Regions from separate parts of the Mus musculus genome. Here regions 1 and 3 are each linked to region 2. A link is a loop called in an ENCODE intact Hi-C map of the cell type or tissue named here. Cell type or tissue: heart. All regions are shown on one strand. Links, peaks and the distances in the headings refer to the core of each region. The heading gives the core; the rest is flanking DNA.

The links. A loop is a pair of places that touch in the nucleus more often than their neighbours do. Peaks named below come from ENCODE experiments on the same cell type or tissue, not always from the same donor. Only the 100,000 strongest peaks of a DNase experiment are listed, where the experiment ranks them.
Region 1: it touches region 2 in a loop (2.5-fold over the local background); 14 of 42 quality-filtered maps call a loop at or near these places.
Region 3: it touches region 2 in a loop (2.0-fold over the local background); 10 of 42 quality-filtered maps call a loop at or near these places.

What each region holds. Positions count from the first base shown.
Region 1 is chr14:63,469,065-63,474,831 of GRCm38, forward strand. No RefSeq gene overlaps it. Among named protein-coding and RNA genes, the nearest start is that of Gm17232, 22 kb to the right of the region's middle. In heart, for the core only: a CTCF peak has its summit at 2,228 (motif pointing left); no DNase peak of the experiment used is centred there; H3K27me3 peaks cover 491 bases.
Region 2 is chr14:63,073,076-63,078,842 of GRCm38, forward strand. It overlaps Gm35908 (a long non-coding RNA gene), which reads left to right. Exons shown (of 4, transcript XR_874690.2): 3 at 2,685-2,793; 4 at 3,269-4,300. Among named protein-coding and RNA genes, the nearest start is that of Gm35908, 5.1 kb to the left of the region's middle. In heart, for the core only: CTCF peaks have their summits at 3,275 (motif pointing right) and 4,296 (motif pointing left); DNase peaks (open chromatin) are centred at 3,446 and 5,236; H3K4me3 peaks cover 1,007 bases; H3K27ac peaks cover 3,424 bases.
Region 3 is chr14:63,119,717-63,125,483 of GRCm38, forward strand. It overlaps Ctsb (cathepsin B), which reads left to right and starts at 2,746. Exons shown (of 10, transcript NM_007798.3): 1 at 2,746-2,849. In heart, for the core only: no CTCF peak of the experiment used is centred there; DNase peaks (open chromatin) are centred at 2,765 and 4,205; H3K4me3 peaks cover 2,610 bases; H3K27ac peaks cover 2,700 bases.

The sequences.
Region 1 (5,767 bases), core at 260-5,259, 400 kb after region 2:
TTCTTCCCTCCCACTCCCCACCCTTCAGCTGTCCACCTGGGGGTAAGCTGGGTCACTTCTCACGAGTATTTGGGCTGGAACAAGTCCGTACCAGCTAGTTCTGTGTCAACTTGACACAGGCTGGAGTTATCACAGAAAAAGGAGCTTCAGTTGAGGAAATGCCTCCAGGAGATCCAGCTGTAAGGCATTTTCTCAATTAGTGATCAAGGGGGAAAGGCCCCTTGTGGGTAGGACCATCTCGGGGCTGGCAGTCTTGGTTCTATAAGAGAGCAGGCTGAGCAAGCCAGGGGAGGCAAGCCAGTAAAGAACATCCCTCCATGGCCTCTGCATCAGCTCCTGCTTCCTGACCTGCTTGAGTTCCAGCCCTGACTTCCTTGGTGATGAACAGCAGCATGGAAGTGTAAGCTGAATAAACCCTTTCCTCCCCAACTTGTTTCTTGGTCATGATGTTTGTACAGGAATAGAAACCCTGACTAAGACAAAGTCCTAAGTAAGGACCAGCATGACCTCTGAGGGAAGTACATAGGTAACCAAGCCCATGACCATTAGCAACCAAGTTGTTAAGGAGGGACCCTCAGCCCGGGAGCAGACCCAGAGTCTTCCATCACCCACAGGGACTCTTTTTTTGCCATGAGGACTCTTTAGTCAAAGGACGTGTGCCAAACGGCAGGCAGCAGGACAATGTGGTTGGTGTGAGAAGAAAAGATCACAACTTCTGCCGGTGTCATTAACTTCTTCCATGAAATTTAAATGTGCGTGACATTGGGTACAGCAATTCATTATATGATACATACTTCGGGAGGACCACAAACCTTTTGGCTGAAACCCACAAAATCAAGCAAGTAGGCGGCCAGCTTTTGTCTGTAGCCCTGGTAGTGGATTGTGCCTGCTGTGCTCCTTGGTGGTGCTAGATGGGACAGGAGCCAAGGCGGCCTTTCTTCTGGGAGATGGCCCAACCACATTCTATTTGACCACAGCAGGAGGCGTCTGCATGTCAGTCACCCTCCCAGTAAAAGCTGAGTCCCTGCTCTTCTGCTCAGAGCTAAGCTCAACAGAGCGGCCCCTGCAAGAAACCCCAGAAAACACAAGATAGGAAAAAAAGAGAGAGAGAGAAAGGAAAAGATTGGAAGGGACAGAGAATATGGAAGAGTGAGGTGGTGGAAGAGTAGGAACAAGAAAATCCAAGGGATCGAGGGAGCTTCCCTGCCCCTCCCCCATGACAGGATTTCTCTGTGTAATCCTGGAACTCTCTCATTCCTTCTGAAAGCTTCGATTTAAGGTGTGCACCTTCTTACAGTGTTGGCTCTGAATCTCAGACCATGGACTAGGCTTTCCTGCCTGCTCTCCCATCTCCCCTCCCTCCTGTAAATAATTGTTTTGGCCAATTCTAAGAACAGGGCCTAAGATAGTAGCTTCTGAGCTGGAGGCTCAAACAGTAGTGCATCGTAGAGCCAGCTGCCTAGCAGAACACCCCCAGGTCTATGGGCTCCACCAGTTAGAGAGGCTTGTCCATCACCTGTTGTCCCTGTGAAGCCACACCTCAGCTTCTGCCAGAGACACCCTCGGCCCCTGCTCATCCTTCTAACCTAGCCCCCAGAAGGTCATCTCCCCAGCCCTAATCTTCAGGGGGCCCAATGGGACTCACAGTATCACCTTTAATACTCCTCCCCTGATCACAACCACCCTGACCTCCACAGCTGCCCATCTCAGGAACAAGAAGCTAAAGCTATCACCATAGCAGTGTGCCAGGGCATCCAGGAGGCACACGTTGATTTATTTTTTTAAGCAAAAGAAGCTTCTGTTTAAAAGATGACAGTCACTGGTATTTCTAGAAGGCAGTGAATTTCCCTGGGGCTTGGAGGTACAGCATGTAAAGCCATGGCTCTATACTGATTCCGCGGAATTGCTGGGACGTAGCTATTGTAGCAATGTGTGCTGTCAGCACCAGTGGGCTATAAAGCGGTGGCTGGAGCGTAACTCTCTCCTCTGAATTGAAACCCAACACTATTGGCTCATTAACAGTCAGCCAGTGGCAGAGCTAGTGATGAGCTGGAGTCTCCTGGCTTCTTTCCTAAGCTCTACCCTCTGGCTTCCCACCTCCATATGTTCCTTACTCAAACCACAGCAGAGAAGGTCTAAGAAAACAAGTCTGCCAACAAATGGCTTTCAGACTGCTGGCCTGCCACCCACCGCAGTTAGTAGAGCCTAAGGTGCCCTCTGCTGGAAAACTATAGAATACATTTGTGTGTGCACTTAACTGAGTTTCCTTGGCATCTTTGATTGTCAGAATTTGCTATTTGTTAGAATAATGCACATTTTGATGTTCTTCTCCATGGACCAAGCATGAAATCTCTAATCTGTCAGAATTAAAACTCTATAAATTCATATTCTCTCTCTCCTTCCTCTCTCTCTCTCTCTGAAACCTTTTGGTCTAGCCGAAAGGTTCTTACTCTACAAGTCTCTTTGAGGTCCTGAGCCAGGTACCTAACACCAAACAGATACACAGTGTCCATCCTTTTTATTTCTGCTTTTCCATAAGCAGTGTGGAATTTCTGAGAAAGATTCATATGGAAACAGAGCATTAATTAAAGGACACTGTGACAGAAGTTACACACGCTTGGAGTTCCATCTGCCCAGTTCCCACACTTCCCTAGGTAAACTGTAGCCTTAGTCTTTTATGCACCTTTCCAAAACTTCAAAAACACCTATCTGGGCTGGACAGATGGCTCAGAGGGTAAATGCACCGTTGGCAGAGCCTAATGACCTAAGTCCAATCCCCAGGACCCACATGTCGGGAGGAGAGAACCCCGCCCCCATAAGTTATCCTCTAACCTCCATACATGTGCCATGGTATGCTCCCAGTAAGACATGAAATACTTTTAAAAGTAAAGTAAAAATGCATGCATGCACACATACACATATATATTGTACTGGCTAGTTTTGTGTCAACTTGACACCGCTGGAGTTATCACAGAGAAAGGAGCTTCAGTTGAGGAAATGCCTCCATGAGATCCAACTGTAAGGCATTTTCTCAATTAGTGATCAAGGGGGAAAGGCCCCTTGTGGGTGGGACCATCTCTGGGCTGGTAGTCTTGGGTTTTATAAGAGAGCAGGCTGAGCAAGCCAGGTGAAGCAAGCCAGTAAAGAACATCCCTCCATGGCCTCTGCATCAGCTCCTGCTTTCTGACCTGCTTGAGTTCCAGTCCTGCATCCTTTGGTGATCAACAGCAGTATGGAAATGTAAGCCGAATAAACCCTTTCCTCCCCAACTTGCTTCTTGGTCATGATGTTTGTGCAGGAATAGAAACCCTGACTAAGACAAATTGGTACCAGCAGAGTGGGGTATTTCTGTGACAACCTGACCATGTTTTGGGGAGGTCTGTGGAAGGACTTTGGAACTTTGGGCTTGAAGATCCATTCGTTGTTAAGAGCTCTGTCAGATGTTTTGTAGGAGCTTGGAAGATAATGTTGAGGACAGTGCAGAAGATGGAGGCCTGGGTTGTGAAATTTCAGAGGGAAAATTAAAGACTCTTTTGAGGGCCATTGTTGTTTTGATTGTGAAGATTCTGTAGTTCTGGTTAGCTGGGGCTGAAGAATCAGCTGTGATTAACAAGATACCAGAACTACTAAAGCAAAAACTTTGCATTACTGGGACTATTGATGCTGGTTAGCCGGAGCTAAGAAATTAGCGGTGATTAAGAAGAGACCAGCATCATTGAGGTGACATCTTCTGGGAAGTGTTTTCTGAGAGCACAGTGGCTGTGTTCCAGATATAGCCAACGTTGTACATTGTGCTGTGGCTAGACTTGGTAATGTGTAAGGGTCACCCAGGTGGTACTGGTTGGTTTTGAAGGCATGAAGGAGTTGAGCAGAGCAGCTGAGGCTTGGCACTGTGAGAGGCCATGGAAGGCCATTGGTGAAAGTGCAGCCTCAGTTGCAATTGATGGCCCAGGACTGAAGGGGTCATGCAGTGTTTTGGAGATGCCAGTACCATGAGATGACCACCAAGAGCAGCAGCAGCAGTGGGGTACAGGCATCTGGAGCCTAGAGGATGACGCGTGTGCTACAAAGGGCATGGCTGGAGAAGTGACCCAAGCCCTTAGAGGAGCCCAGAAGATCGTGAGTTGGATCCCAGACATTGGACGGTTGGAGATTGACTTTTGCTTTTGATTGTGACTGTGCCCTTATATTTTCCCTCTTGAAAGAAGAAACTGTTTTAGTGGAGCCCACAGTTAAGAGACTTTTAATTGTAAAAAGACTTTGGATTTTTAAAAAGATGGATATTTTAAAGAGATTGAAATTTTAAGAATATGTAAAGGCTGTGGGACTTTTAAAGTTGTTTAGATCTTGGGGATGAATAAGAATGTAAGGGTTGAGGCTTACTAGTGATGTTTTTGTGTGTCAAGGGGTCAATTGTACTGGCTAGTTTTGTGTCAACTTGACACCGCTGGAGTTATCACAGAGAAAGGAGCTTCAGTTGAGGAAATGCCTCCATGAGATCCAACTGTAAGGCATTTTCTCAATTAGTGATCAAGGGGGAAAGGCCCCTTGTGGGTGGGACCATCTCTGGGCTGGTAGTCTTGGGTTTTATAAGAGAGCAGGCTGAGCAAGCCAGGTGAAGCAAGCCAGTAAAGAACATCCCTCCATGGCCTCTGCATCAGCTCCTGCTTTCTGACCTGCTTGAGTTCCAGTCCTGCATCCTTTGGTGATCAACAGCAGTATGGAAATGTAAGCCGAATAAACCCTTTCCTCCCCAACTTGCTTCTTGGTCATGATGTTTGTGCAGGAATAGAAACCCTGACTAAGACATATATATAGGAAACACACACACATCTCATTACCCCTTCTATCCCTACCAGTCCATTTCTCAGATTCATGACTTTTGGATTGGCTTTTAGTTTATTCAAGGTCACTTAGTGCATATTTGATTAGAACTACTTATTGGGCTTAGCGAGGTCACCAGTAAGTACACAACCGAAGGCAATTATTCTGTCCTTGAATCTATCCATACAGTGGCAGTATCGTTCAATTACATCATGAGTTTTGACCACTCTTATTTCCCATTTCTCTCTCTTGCTCTCCTCCTCTGCTTCCTTCTCCTTCCATTCCTATTCTCAAATAGCCTCCCTTCTCTTTTCATGTCTTTCTGTGCACATTCGTGTAGATAGATAAATGATAGATGATAAATAGATGATAGTTGAAGTATAGATAGATGATAGAGAGATAATAGTTGAATAAACGTGTGTGTGTGTGCGCGCGCGCGTAGAAAGGTAGGCACGCTGGGTTTGAAGCCCTGCTCTGTGCTTACTAGCTCTATGCCCCAGGAGAACTAGTTTATCAGTCTCCTTCTCAATGTGCCCATATGTAAATCAGAACAACCACCTTACAGGATGGTTGCAGATTAAAACAGATAATCTGGCTTCTGAAAGGGTATTGAACTGTACCGGGAGCAGATACAGCTCCCTTCCTGCACTTAAGACTTTCTCCATAAGCACACTGCCCCTTCCATCTGTGGGGGGTTGGTTCCAGGACACCTGCAGATACCAAAATTTGTGGATGTTTATAGCTGGTACATAATAAAGTGGTACACACTACTATATAATCCATGTATCATTTAAATCACATGTAAATATATTTGAACATCTAACACAGTGTCCATAGGTGCTGTCTTGATGGTTGAATGGATGTGGGGGGTGGGGGCATATCTGGATGTTCAGTGCAGACACAGGATTTTCCACCTTGAATACTTCTGATCTGCATTTTATAC
Region 2 (5,767 bases), core at 386-5,385:
GATTAAGTTCCCTGTTCCTTGTTCTTTCTAAGTCTTTGGCTTGCCTTCAGCCAGAACCCCATGCCCCTCAGGTTCTTTATTAATGTTCAATCCATTGGCTCCCTAATCCTGTCCTTGGCTATAAATGCTCCCCTTTGGCCTTGTTGCAATTGGAGTTGAGCTCCAATAGTCATAGCTCACGGAGCTAGTCTTAAACTGTTTTCTGAGGTTTAGGCAATTGTCAGAACAATTTCCCTTTAACAGGAATCTAAAACTCAATTAGACAGGATCTATTACCTCAGAGTTCCAATCAGTAGGAATTCATATGCATGAGTCAATAAGCAAATACCAGACCACAAGGAGCATGGTAAAAGCATGTTGTGGTTTGGTCTGTCGCTATGTATTGTAATGCTAAATTCTGTACCTGAAGGTCTAGGCCGATGAGTGAATTGTCATGTTTACAAGATTTTGTTATGCAAACCTTGTTCCTTGATTTAAAACTATTAGTTCCTTGATTTAAAACTCTAATCCTGCAAATAATTGGCTATAGCCAATTATTTGCAGGATTAGAGGTAGGTAGGTTTTAAGTTACCTGATTGGGAGTGAAGAAGAGAGAGACCAGGAGGAGAAGGAGGAGAGAGAAGACGCCTCCATGAGGGGAGATGGACTGTGAGCACGTGGCCAGGAGAAACAGCAAGTGTCTGGGGTACACTGCTGGGGAGGCAGCCAGGCCAGCAGTTAGAAGAGTAGATTAGGGGTGATCCCAGTAATTGCCAAAGCCAAACAAAACAACCACAGTCTGAGTCTCATTCATTTGTAAGCTAGATGGGGATAAGCTTAAATTGCTTCTACTACAACGAAATGTTGTCCAACTGCCCACTGAATAGTTACCTTTATCCTCTGAGGTTAGTGCTGCCCTCACCCTGGGCCAGATGGCCCATTTTCTGCAGTGGGCATCAATGCAGGGACTCACAACTGATCGACATACAGAGAAGTGACCTGAGTACTCAGCCTCTGTGTCAGTCCACCCCAGCTCCCTCCGGGAACACTGTGAGAGAGGAGGCAGAGGGAATGTCGGAGCTGAAGGGCTGGAATGAAGTCTGTGGAATTCTGTCTTCCGGGTGTGAACATCACACTCTCAAAGTTACTGTAGCTATGGTCACCTGTACCAGGTCAGGGCAACACTCCAGCAGGCAGTGCTTGCTGGATTGACGGGGGGGGGGGGGGGGGGGGATTGGAGGGGATATGTGGGATATGAACATGGAGTCAGAGGTGAGAATGATCTAAATAAATTGCATGCATGTATGAAATTGTCAAAGAATTTTTTTTAAAGTGTTTTCTCAGCAAAAAAGCATGGGCAGTCCCTTCAGCCTGTGAGAGCCAGAGTCCTGCAGGGAAGAGTAATGTGGGCTAGACTTGAAGAACACATAAGGACTCGTGCTTCTAGAAGCTCAGTGATTAGAGGTAGAAAACAACTGTCTTCAAAGATAATCAACATATAGGATCCTTGACATCTAGAGCAACTAACTCTTATCTCCCTTTTTCATGTGTGTGTGTGTGTGTGTGTCTGTGTGTGTGTGTATGTGTATGTCTGTGGTTATGTCTGTGTAGGTCTCTCTTTCTCTCTCTTCTCTCTCTCTCTCTCTCTCTCTCTCTCTCTCTCTCTCTCTGTGTGTGTGTGTGTGTGTGTGTGTGTGTGTGTATGTGTGTGTGTGTGTATGTGGTTATGTTTGTGTAGGTGTGTGTGTATTTCATAGGAAGGAGTCTTTATTCTAGACGTATGTATCCATTGAAAATTGAGTAGTCTCCTGGACAGGCACTTTTGGGTGGGTTGTCAGGAACGAGGAGCGATTGCTTCTAAGCCCGGAGTTCTTCCCTTGTGGAGTTAGCAACCGATTCTTACTTTTCCTGCAAGCTCTTTTGTATGGAAGTAGATCCACATCACCTTTACAGTTAGGAGTTGTGGAGGTGATGAGCAGATCTCATCCCCACTGTTTGGTCGGAACCCTTGCTTATCTCCTGTACAAACTAAGACACCCTGTTTGCTCTTCTTCACCCAAGGAAAGCCTGCAAGGGAAACAACTCAGGCTTAGAAGCCATCTCTCCTCCTTTCTGACCACCCACCTAAAAGTGGCCGCCCAGGGGCTGTTTTTGTCCATGGTGTGCCTCGCTGGTGGAGATGAAGGCAGAGGTGTCAGGAAAGTGCCTCGCTGGCACGCCATCACTCCTCGAGTAAACTCTATGAAATCCTCTTGCTTTAGGCCAGGTGTGTGGCTTCACTGACCTCCGCCTGTGGGATCAGTGAGCCCACAGGAGAGCTGACTCCTAATAAACCTGCCTTTATCTATTTTTAATCTGTTCTAATCTGTCGCAGAGGGAGAGAAAGGGTCTATCACTCATCCTTCAGAAGTGCATGTGGGTTTCAGGATGAGTAGCTGATGAAATGTTTCTGGGTCAAAGGCGTATGTGTTCTGCATTGTGAAGATGAGGAACATGGAAGTATTTGGGGGACAGGAGAGTCCTCCTCCGTAGATGCAGGATAGTTTGGGTTAAGATGGAAAGATGAAACTTGGCCTTGGAGTCAAAAGGCAGGAGAGGCTTTGGGTCCCTAATCTACAAGCTCAGCAGGGGCGGGGCTTCAAAGCAGGCCCTGAGTGAGGAGGCTTTGCTTTCAACATGGACTCCCACCCTATCTCTTTCCACAGATGGCAAGATGGTCAGGATAAGCACATGGAATCTAGCCCAAAGTCGTCTGGCCGTGGGTCAGTCTGGGCCTAGAGGACCCAGGAGTCCAGACACCTGGAGTTTGGAGAGGTATAGTTTCCGGAATTGGTGTGTGGGCAGGGGGTGTGGAGTGCAGACAGCAAGGAGGGGCTGATGAAGAAGAATGAGGTGGAGTCGCGGGAGGAGATGAAGGCAGAGGTGTCAGGAAAGTGCAGATGCAGCAGGCACAATCGCGGGTGGAGGAGCAGGTAGCACCGAGCTCAGGTGATGGGCAGGTGGGGGTGGGGTGAGATATGGAAACCAGGCACCTGTGCCGCGGGAATGTGCTGCAGGTCCATACAAACTTAGGGTCATTAGACTATGGTATGAGAGAGTTTCTTAAGTTCCCTATCTACAGACCCCATTCCTTCAGAGACAGGAAAGGAGAAACACCAAAGTCACAGCGGAAAAAGTCAGGGAGGTCTGTATTGGCGTGTTCTAGCAGGAACACTGGCATCCCTGTGAGGAGACTGCTCCTCCTGGATGGATCCTATTCGCTCCAGATAATTGACTGTTCTTCCACCAGGTAAGCCACTTGGTGGCGCTGTGAGCATGAAAAGCGGGCTCTGTAGCCAATAAGCCTTTTGCAAGACTGGAGGTGTGACTTGGAGACTGTCTAAGGGGCAATGTAAAAAGCTCAGCCTACATCCGGACCCCGGCTGGAAACAAATACGGACATAGAGAGGTCCTGCGAGACACCAGGAGGCAGACAAGGCAGGGATGACGACTGTCTGTCTTGTGACCAGGAAACGGGGTTATGAGACCTATTCAGCTTTCTTTGACTCCGCGCTGTTTGGTTAGGAAAGGGCATATGTGTGCAGAGAACAAACAATACAGGGGAAGGGAGTCTACAGAGAGCTGCTGAACTCTAGCTGCCCCCAACAGACCTCCGGTAAAGGAAAAGGAAGACGCGAAAAGTGACCCACAGCTGGGAAACCTACAGGTCAAAACTCGGAGTAGGGCCTGGGGCAGGATGGGGGTGGAGGTGGAGGTGGGAGTGGAACACACCTTAAAATCCCAGCACTAGGAAGGCAGAGGCAGTCTGATCTTCATGAGTTCAAGTCTATCCTAGGCCATAGGGCAAGTTCCAGAACAGCCAGAGCTACACAGAGAAACCCAGTCTTGAAACAAACAAACAAACAAATAACAACAACAACAACAATAAAATAGAGCCTGTTAGGAAGGGCTGAGGACAAGGCCTTGATTGAGCATAGCTGTTCTCCAACTTCTCAGAACCCCGTGCCTGATAACTGTGTCATAGTAGGGTGACAATGAATGACAATAATAGACCATAGGTTTCAAAAAGGTGAGAAACAAGGTTACACAGGGTCTCTCTGTGTAGCCTTGGAACTCACTATGTACACCCAGGCTGGCCTCAAACTCAGAGACTGCTTCCGCCTCCCGAGCTCTGAGATTAGAGGTGTGCACCACCACACCCTGCCTAAGGGCTGGAGTTAGGTCCCTTGCCCAGCACTGAAGAGTTGTCAAGCCCCAGTCAGATGGCTCTCAGCCATCTGCAACTCCAACGCCAGGGGTATCTGATGCCCCCTTCTGGCCTCCTTGGGAACTGCATTCACAGAGCAGCATAAAATATATTTAAAAATTGGTATCTCTGAGAGAGAGAGAGAGATGGAGTTTGGTCGAGTGGGTGGGTAGGTAGCTGGCCAGGGACACCCAGGGAATCTTATCTCCACCTTCCCGGACTGGGGTTACAATCACCACCATCACACTCAGCTTTTCCACTTGAGTCCTGGGGATCAAACTCAAATCTTCATGTCTATGCAACATCCTCACTTCACCTACTGAACTATCTCCGCAGCCCTAGTTAAAATTATTAACTGGTACATAAAGGCATACAATTGTGCATGTTAAGGAAATAATGTGTGATATTTTGATATGTATACACATTCCACAGTGTTTAAATCACATTAAACATGTTTTCTCAAAAATTATTTTTATTTTAAAATTTTTCTTTTCCTAAGACACCCCGCCCCAAACAAACCAAAATCATCTGTGTTTACACTAATCCTTTCCAATGTTCACACTATTGATGACGAAAATCCCCTAGTGCAACTTTTTTTTTTTTTTTGGTTTTTCGAGACAGGGTTTCTCTGTGTAGCCCTGGCTGTCCTGGCACTCACTTTGTAGACCAGGCTGGCCTCAAACTCAGAAATCCGCCTGCCTCTACCTCCCGAGTGCTAGGATTAAAGGCATGCGCCACCACGCCCTGCTCTAGTGCAACTTTTATTACAAACTCAAGGAGTTTGGGTGTGGAGACCCATGCTCCTAATCTCAGTGGTAGAGAGACAAAAGCAAGAAGATCAGGAGATCAGGGCCACCCTTGGCTACACAGCAAGTTCAAGGCCCACCTGGGCTACGTTTGATCTTGTCCCAAAGAATCAAACAACAAAGCAAAAACAGAAAGAGATCAGGGAGGTTGAGGGTGTGTTGCTCGGTGGCGGAGGCTGCCTGTCGTTGTGAGGCCTTTAGTTTGATCCCCAAAACCACAGAATAGAAGAAGTGGGGGAGGGGGGGAGGACTTTCATCAGGAAAGCCTAAGAGCTACGTTGTTGCTTTCTGCTATGAAACAGCTATCTCTCTGTGTTGAGTGCTTTTCTTTTTCTCAACCAACACTGCCATTGCACATTGCTGGGGAGCACGGGAGCACTGCATCACACCCAGGATTGTCTTCAATGACCCTGCCTCCTGATGTCACGCCTCTGTCGCAAGCAGCTGTCTGCAAAACTGGTCTCAGAAATGATGGTCTGATTTCTCAGACAAGGTCATAAAGACTGTCCTGCTTTCACTGTGGGGAAGTCAGCCACCGTGTGGTGGGGAGCACTCCAGCAATCCCGATGGGGAGAAGCTGAGGACCCCTCACCAGCAGCCAGCACCAGCTTGCCAGCCATGCAGCGAGCCACCTTGGAAGTAGATCTCCAGCCTCAGTTGGACCTTTTGGGAACTGATGCTCCCACAGGACAGGCAGTATGATGGAATTCCTGGAACCCTGAGCCACAGCAGCCTT
Region 3 (5,767 bases), core at 260-5,259, 47 kb after region 2:
CTGAGTCACACCCTGTTTTGCGATTGTGGGACATTTTGTTTATCCAAGCATCAGTTGATAAACAGAAGTTGTTTCCATCTCTAGGCGCCTGTGAATAATACCGCTGTGCATATTTGGTAACGTTAATATGAGCAACCATATTTCTTCAGGGCGTATGCCCAGTCTCCTGTCCACATGTTCACTAGAAAAACACTTTTACACACTCAGGGCAAGATCCCTCTAAACATTCTAAGAACAAGCCCTGAGCCCTAGGTGAGCTGGTAAAGCTGAACCTGGACTCAATCTTCAAGGTTCACTTCGTGTGCACACCCATTGTCTCTGCCCTCTACCTGGTGACAGGCAGGCACCATGCAGAATACAGCAAGGAACAACATAGCACATTCTTATCCCTTAGGAGGCGGAGGACTCAAAGTGTGCATGAAGGGATTTAAGTATGCTGGGATAGCTTCCTCCTAAAGTTTCCCACAGACGGACTCTCCAGAAGAGTCTACTCTGGTCGTATTCATTTGGTTATTTGGTTATTTATTTGATATGCAGTCTCTTGTAACCCATGCTGGCCACAAATCACTAGGGAGATATGGATAGCTTTGAGCTTCTAAAATTATTATTATTATTATTATTATTATTATTATTATTATTAGAGAGAGAGAGAGAGATGGAGAGGGAGAGAGAGTTGAGGGGTGCGTGAGCTATGGCATGAGTATTAGAGGACAACTTTTTTGGAATGTGTTCTCTCCTTCTACTGTGGTTTCCAGGGATCAAAGTGGTATAGGTCATTGGGCTGTGTAGGAAGCACTTTTGCCAGCTGAGCCATCAAACTGATGCTGCGGTCTTGAACTTTGACCTTTCTGCTTCCATCTCATAGTGAGAACCACGATGCCAGGTTTATGGAGGGCTAGGGATGGAACCCAGAACTCTAAGCATACAAGTCAGGATAACTCTACCAGTTGAACTATATTCACAGCCCTGTATGTTGGTCATTTGAGACAGGGTCTCCTGTAGCCCAGGTTGGATTTGAATGTGCTGTGTAGCTCAGATTGACCCTATAGCCCCCAAATTTCCCAAGTGTTAGGACTACGGGTTTATCTCACATGTGACTGCTTATCATTGTTTCGCTTCAGAAGCCTCTCCTTTATTAACACACTGTGATAATGCATGTGTAGCCCTCAGCTCATCTGAGGCGCTATAAAGGAAGGATTTACTACGGTCTATGTGTCCAGGGGGAAGATGATCTATGAAACACTGATGTGCAGGCTGGACTCTGCAGCTGTCTGGACAGGCTGGGGTGAGCAGGCAGTGATATGGGAATATTCTAACATTTTAAAATGAAGCCTTTTTCAGCACCACTGAAGTCAGCCCAAGCCAGGTACTTCTGGGTTCTTGTCTCTCAGTTTTGAGGAAGGAAATTCATGGACCACAGAAGGTGAGTTTTAGGAAGGTGGGAAGGACTGTAGGGAGCTGAAGGGAGAGAAAGAAGGCAAAGGTCTTGAGCAGCCCGTGGGGTCCCTGGAGGGAGTCGGATCCCATCCTGGAGCCCCCCAAAGCCTGGGGGTTAATAGGACTGTAGCCTTTAGTGGGATGGAGGCAGGAAGAAGGTTGAGCTAGCTGGTCAGTCCAGTTTTCATTCCAGGTGTTGAAGTCATTTCAGTTTGGGTCACAGCCTCAGTATGGCTTCCAGGAAAGGTCACTCCTTTGTGGAAAAGACTTGAAGACCCCCTTCCTGGCAGCCAGAGACACTTTTGGCTTAGACACTTAAACATCTCTAGCTCCTGCCAAGGGCCAGGCTCTGGGCATGTCAGAGGACATTTTGGGCTTTTAGCCAAGAAAGGCTGCTCATTTTTGTTTGGACTTTTTACCCTAAAATAAGCAGCCAGTTTCTACCTGTTGTCAGCAGCTGGGACAGCTGGCCTTGGACAGATGGCCATGGACCTGCCTTTCCGCAAGTTTTCTGAGTTCTTCCTGTATTCCACTTAACTGGGGTTCAGTAACTACACTTCCACTCCTGTCCTTAACTGGGAGCCTACCAATAGAACCTTGGAATCCACTAGATCCAAACCTTTCTTATCGTCACAAGCCTGGCTACAAGATACCATGCTGACATGAGGCCATTCCTATATTACAGGATAGACCTAAGGATTGGAGAGATCTGAGGGTGCTCGACCCTGGGGTGGGGGTGGGGGTATGCTATGACCTGTCAGATCAACTAGGTCAGCCAGCTTCTCACTGGCTAGCTTACCACACAAGATGGGGGGAGGTTCATATGGCCTGGCAGGAGTTCTGAATTTCATAACATGCCTTGGACAAAATTCATGGGGTTTTGGTTTCTCTCTTTCTTTTTAAACTAGGGATCGAACCCAGGGCCTTGGGCTTGGTAAGTAAGAGCTCTACTTCTGGGCTACAATCCCAGCCCAGTTCTAGTTTTTGGTTGCTTCCCTTGGTTTGAGTATTTCTACGCCATTATAGTCTGAGCTTCAGAATATAAGGCCAGGAGGCTCCTCCAGACATTTCCAGGTCCCCGAGCCAGCGGGGCCTTCCCGAGGAATGCATGTCACGAAGATGTTGTATCTTCCCAGTGCAGGGTACCTGCAGAGGTCCCTGGAGAGCATCTCTGTGCGAAATGGAAAGAGAGCAGACAAACCACCAGTTTCTTTTGGGTTTAACACAGCTTGCAGAGTCCCGGGATGAAGGGGGAGGGGCCGGCAGGGGCGGGGGCGCGGTCAAGCATCACGTGACGAATCAGCCCCCAGCGGAGGGCGGAGCTGCGCGGGTACTTAGGAGTGCACGGGAGAGGCCAGGAGCGGCTCCGTTTGGCTTGGTGGCTGCAGGCCCAGGCTGTCGCGCTGCGCTCGGTGAGTTTGCCCGGGGCACAGTGGCTCCATGGCGGAAGTCACTTTGGCTGGGGTCGGGGGAGCGGGCTGAGCAGCGGTGGTGGAGACAGGCCCTTCACTTGCCCAGGGCGCAGGCGCGGTTCCTCCGCGGCCCTAGATGCTGCTCGCCCTGGCGGATCGCGGTCTTAGGCTCCCGCAGGCTAGACCGGCAGAGCTCCAGCTTTCACGCTTTAGGGCCGAGCCTGGTGACCCCGCGGTGATCGGCTTCTTTCCAGTGGCCTTGGCGCACTTCAAGGGCGGAGGTGGGGACTTCGGGGAGCTCCGAGGGAGGAGCTTAAAGGGAAGGGTTCAGCTCTGGCCCTTCCAGCTCGCAGATTGCAAGTCTCAGGGGTGCTCAGGGCGAGTATCGACCTGCATCTAGTGCAGGTTTGTGGCTTATTCTAAAGAATCTGCCCCGGGAACTTTTCCACACACAAACCCACGCAGTGCCTGGCACCCTAAAAGACCTGTTCTATTGAGAATGGGAACCTGGTAGTGGGTGGCTGGGGTGGAACCTGCACGAAGAGTTAAACCGAGAAACAGGAAGAGAAGCAGAGCTAAAGGATAGGGGCTCTCCCAGAACCTTTCTCTGGAGGGGAATGGCCAATGTGATGGAGGAAAGGTACTTGCAGGACAGCCTCCTTCAGTCAGGGCCCTGCTAGCCGGGAGAGATAGCATCCTCTCCCAGAGTGCTGGGCGTGCGGACCAAGAGATAGGTAAATTGGACTTGGTCCCCTAGGGCCCAAGAGTAAAGGACTAAAACCCATCCGCACCTTACCTCCACCTAACCAGATCCCCTCACGTGTTTGGGAAGGGAGATAAATTGTGGGATTGAAAGGGAAGTTTAACTCCTTTTAGTGTCTCGGGAAGACTGATCTCCAGGTGCTTCCTGTGAGGGACTGCTGTGGAGGTATGGTCTGCAGTCCCCGGATTCAGAGTAGCATTTGCAAAATGTTGGTGAAGGTGTCATCTTTGTTCGAAGCCGTTCAGGGGACAGTTGTTTCCCATAGGCTCTGGCCATGGTGACCTAAAACTCCAGAGTCCCCAGAGCCATACCAGAGCAAGGCAATCACGGCACTTGGAAGGCTGAGGCAGGAGAATCGCTGTGCATTGGAAACCAGCCTGGGCTATGTAATGGATTCCACAACAGTGGGACTACAGAGGGAAACGGTTTCATTTCTTAATCCCTCCTTCCTTCCTTAAAAAAAAAAAAAACTCATGCTTAAAAGAAGGTGGAGGAAAATGACCTCTGCTCCTTTAAAGCCACGTGACCCAGGCCTACGGGACTGCTAGTGGGGTGGGGCGAGCCGGGCCCACGCCTGTGCTTCACCAGCCCAGGTGCCAGCAGAGATTTCCAGCATTCCCCTTGACGTTGGCCTAAATGTTTTCAGACTAGTCAGGCAGTGGAGGGTTGGCGCTCTTGGCTCCAGGTTGAAACTGTTCCCTGGAGGTGCTGGCTCAGCATTCTAGGCTACGGCCCTTTTATGGTATGGGTAGAAACCTTTAGATATAGGAGTCTCCGGTTGGCCACTGACTTTTGATGTACTGATGTAAGGAAAATATTAGCTATGTGTGAGGTGGAACTCTATGCAGTAGAACTTTTGAAAATCAAAAGGGAAACCAGGAACTTGAGTATGATTGGTGTGAAGGGTTGTGGTGGGGCCTCTAGGTAAGGTGAGGTGTACAAAGGTCTCTATTGCCTTTGCTTAGTTAACATATCCCTGCTCTGGTACTCTGCAGGAGCTGCCTACGGAAGGGTGGGAGAAGGATCAATCTGGAGTCCTTTTGTTGCTTATTTTCCACCCAGCACTGAACATGGTGGAAGTTCTAGGGGTGGAGTTCTGCCTCCCTCGCACTGATATCCAACCCAGAGCCTCGTGCATCCTAATCATGCAGTCTGCCACTCTATCATACCCAGCCAGCTTTAACCAGTCTCCTCCCTCCGCTAGCCCTCTCAGTTTTTTGAGGCAGGTTTTACCCTACTGTAGGACAGTTTTGCCTCAACCTCCTGAATGCTAGGGTTACAAACAATAGCTAATGCTCCTGGGTTAGGCCATATTTTTATTTTATTTTATTTATTTATTTATTTATTTATTTGTTTATTTATTTATTTTGAGAACAGGGGTGTGTAGTAGTTGTGGCTAGCCTGGAACTAACTGGCTATGTAGACCAGGATGGCCGGGGCATGATGGGGTACACAAACTCAGAGATAAATCTGCCTCTGCCTCCCCCGTGCTGGGATTAACTGGGATTAAAACCGTGGGCCACCACCTAGCAATCCTTTCATTTTTACCTTCAAGCCTGAACCCCCCTTCCTGCAGACCTGAGGCCTTCCAGGCTCAGGTTTGGGGTAGAAGTGGGTGGCTCCTCTTTGGTGGGTCTTGCTTGGTTGGGGTCGGTTTGGCTCCAGGACTTGCTTTGTCTGTCACAGGGACTTTGACAGCTGTTGCTTTCCTTATTCTTTCCTACTTCTGCACTTGAGATACCATGTCTAAGTATTGGTTTATGTAACTTATAGTGTGTTCACTTATTGTTCACTCAGTTGATAAGATTTGTTGGTGTTGACTGATACCTGTAGATTTAACAGTTATTTTAATTTGTTGGGGACAGGTGGCAGTGTGACAGGGGCTTCATGTATCCCAGCTAACTCACCACATAGGAGAGGATGGCTTTGAACTCCTGATCTTCCTGCCCACTTCCCAAGTGCTGAGATTACAGGTGTGCACCCTGTCAGGCCAGCGAGCTTAGTTTATTAGTCTTCTTTTTCTTCATTTATTTGAGACAGGGCTATGTAAACCAGGCTGGCCTTGAGCTCACAGAGATTCACCCGCCTTTGCCGCCTGAGTGCTGGGATTGAAGGTGTGTGCCACCACCACCCTTTTTTTTTTTTTTTTTTTTTT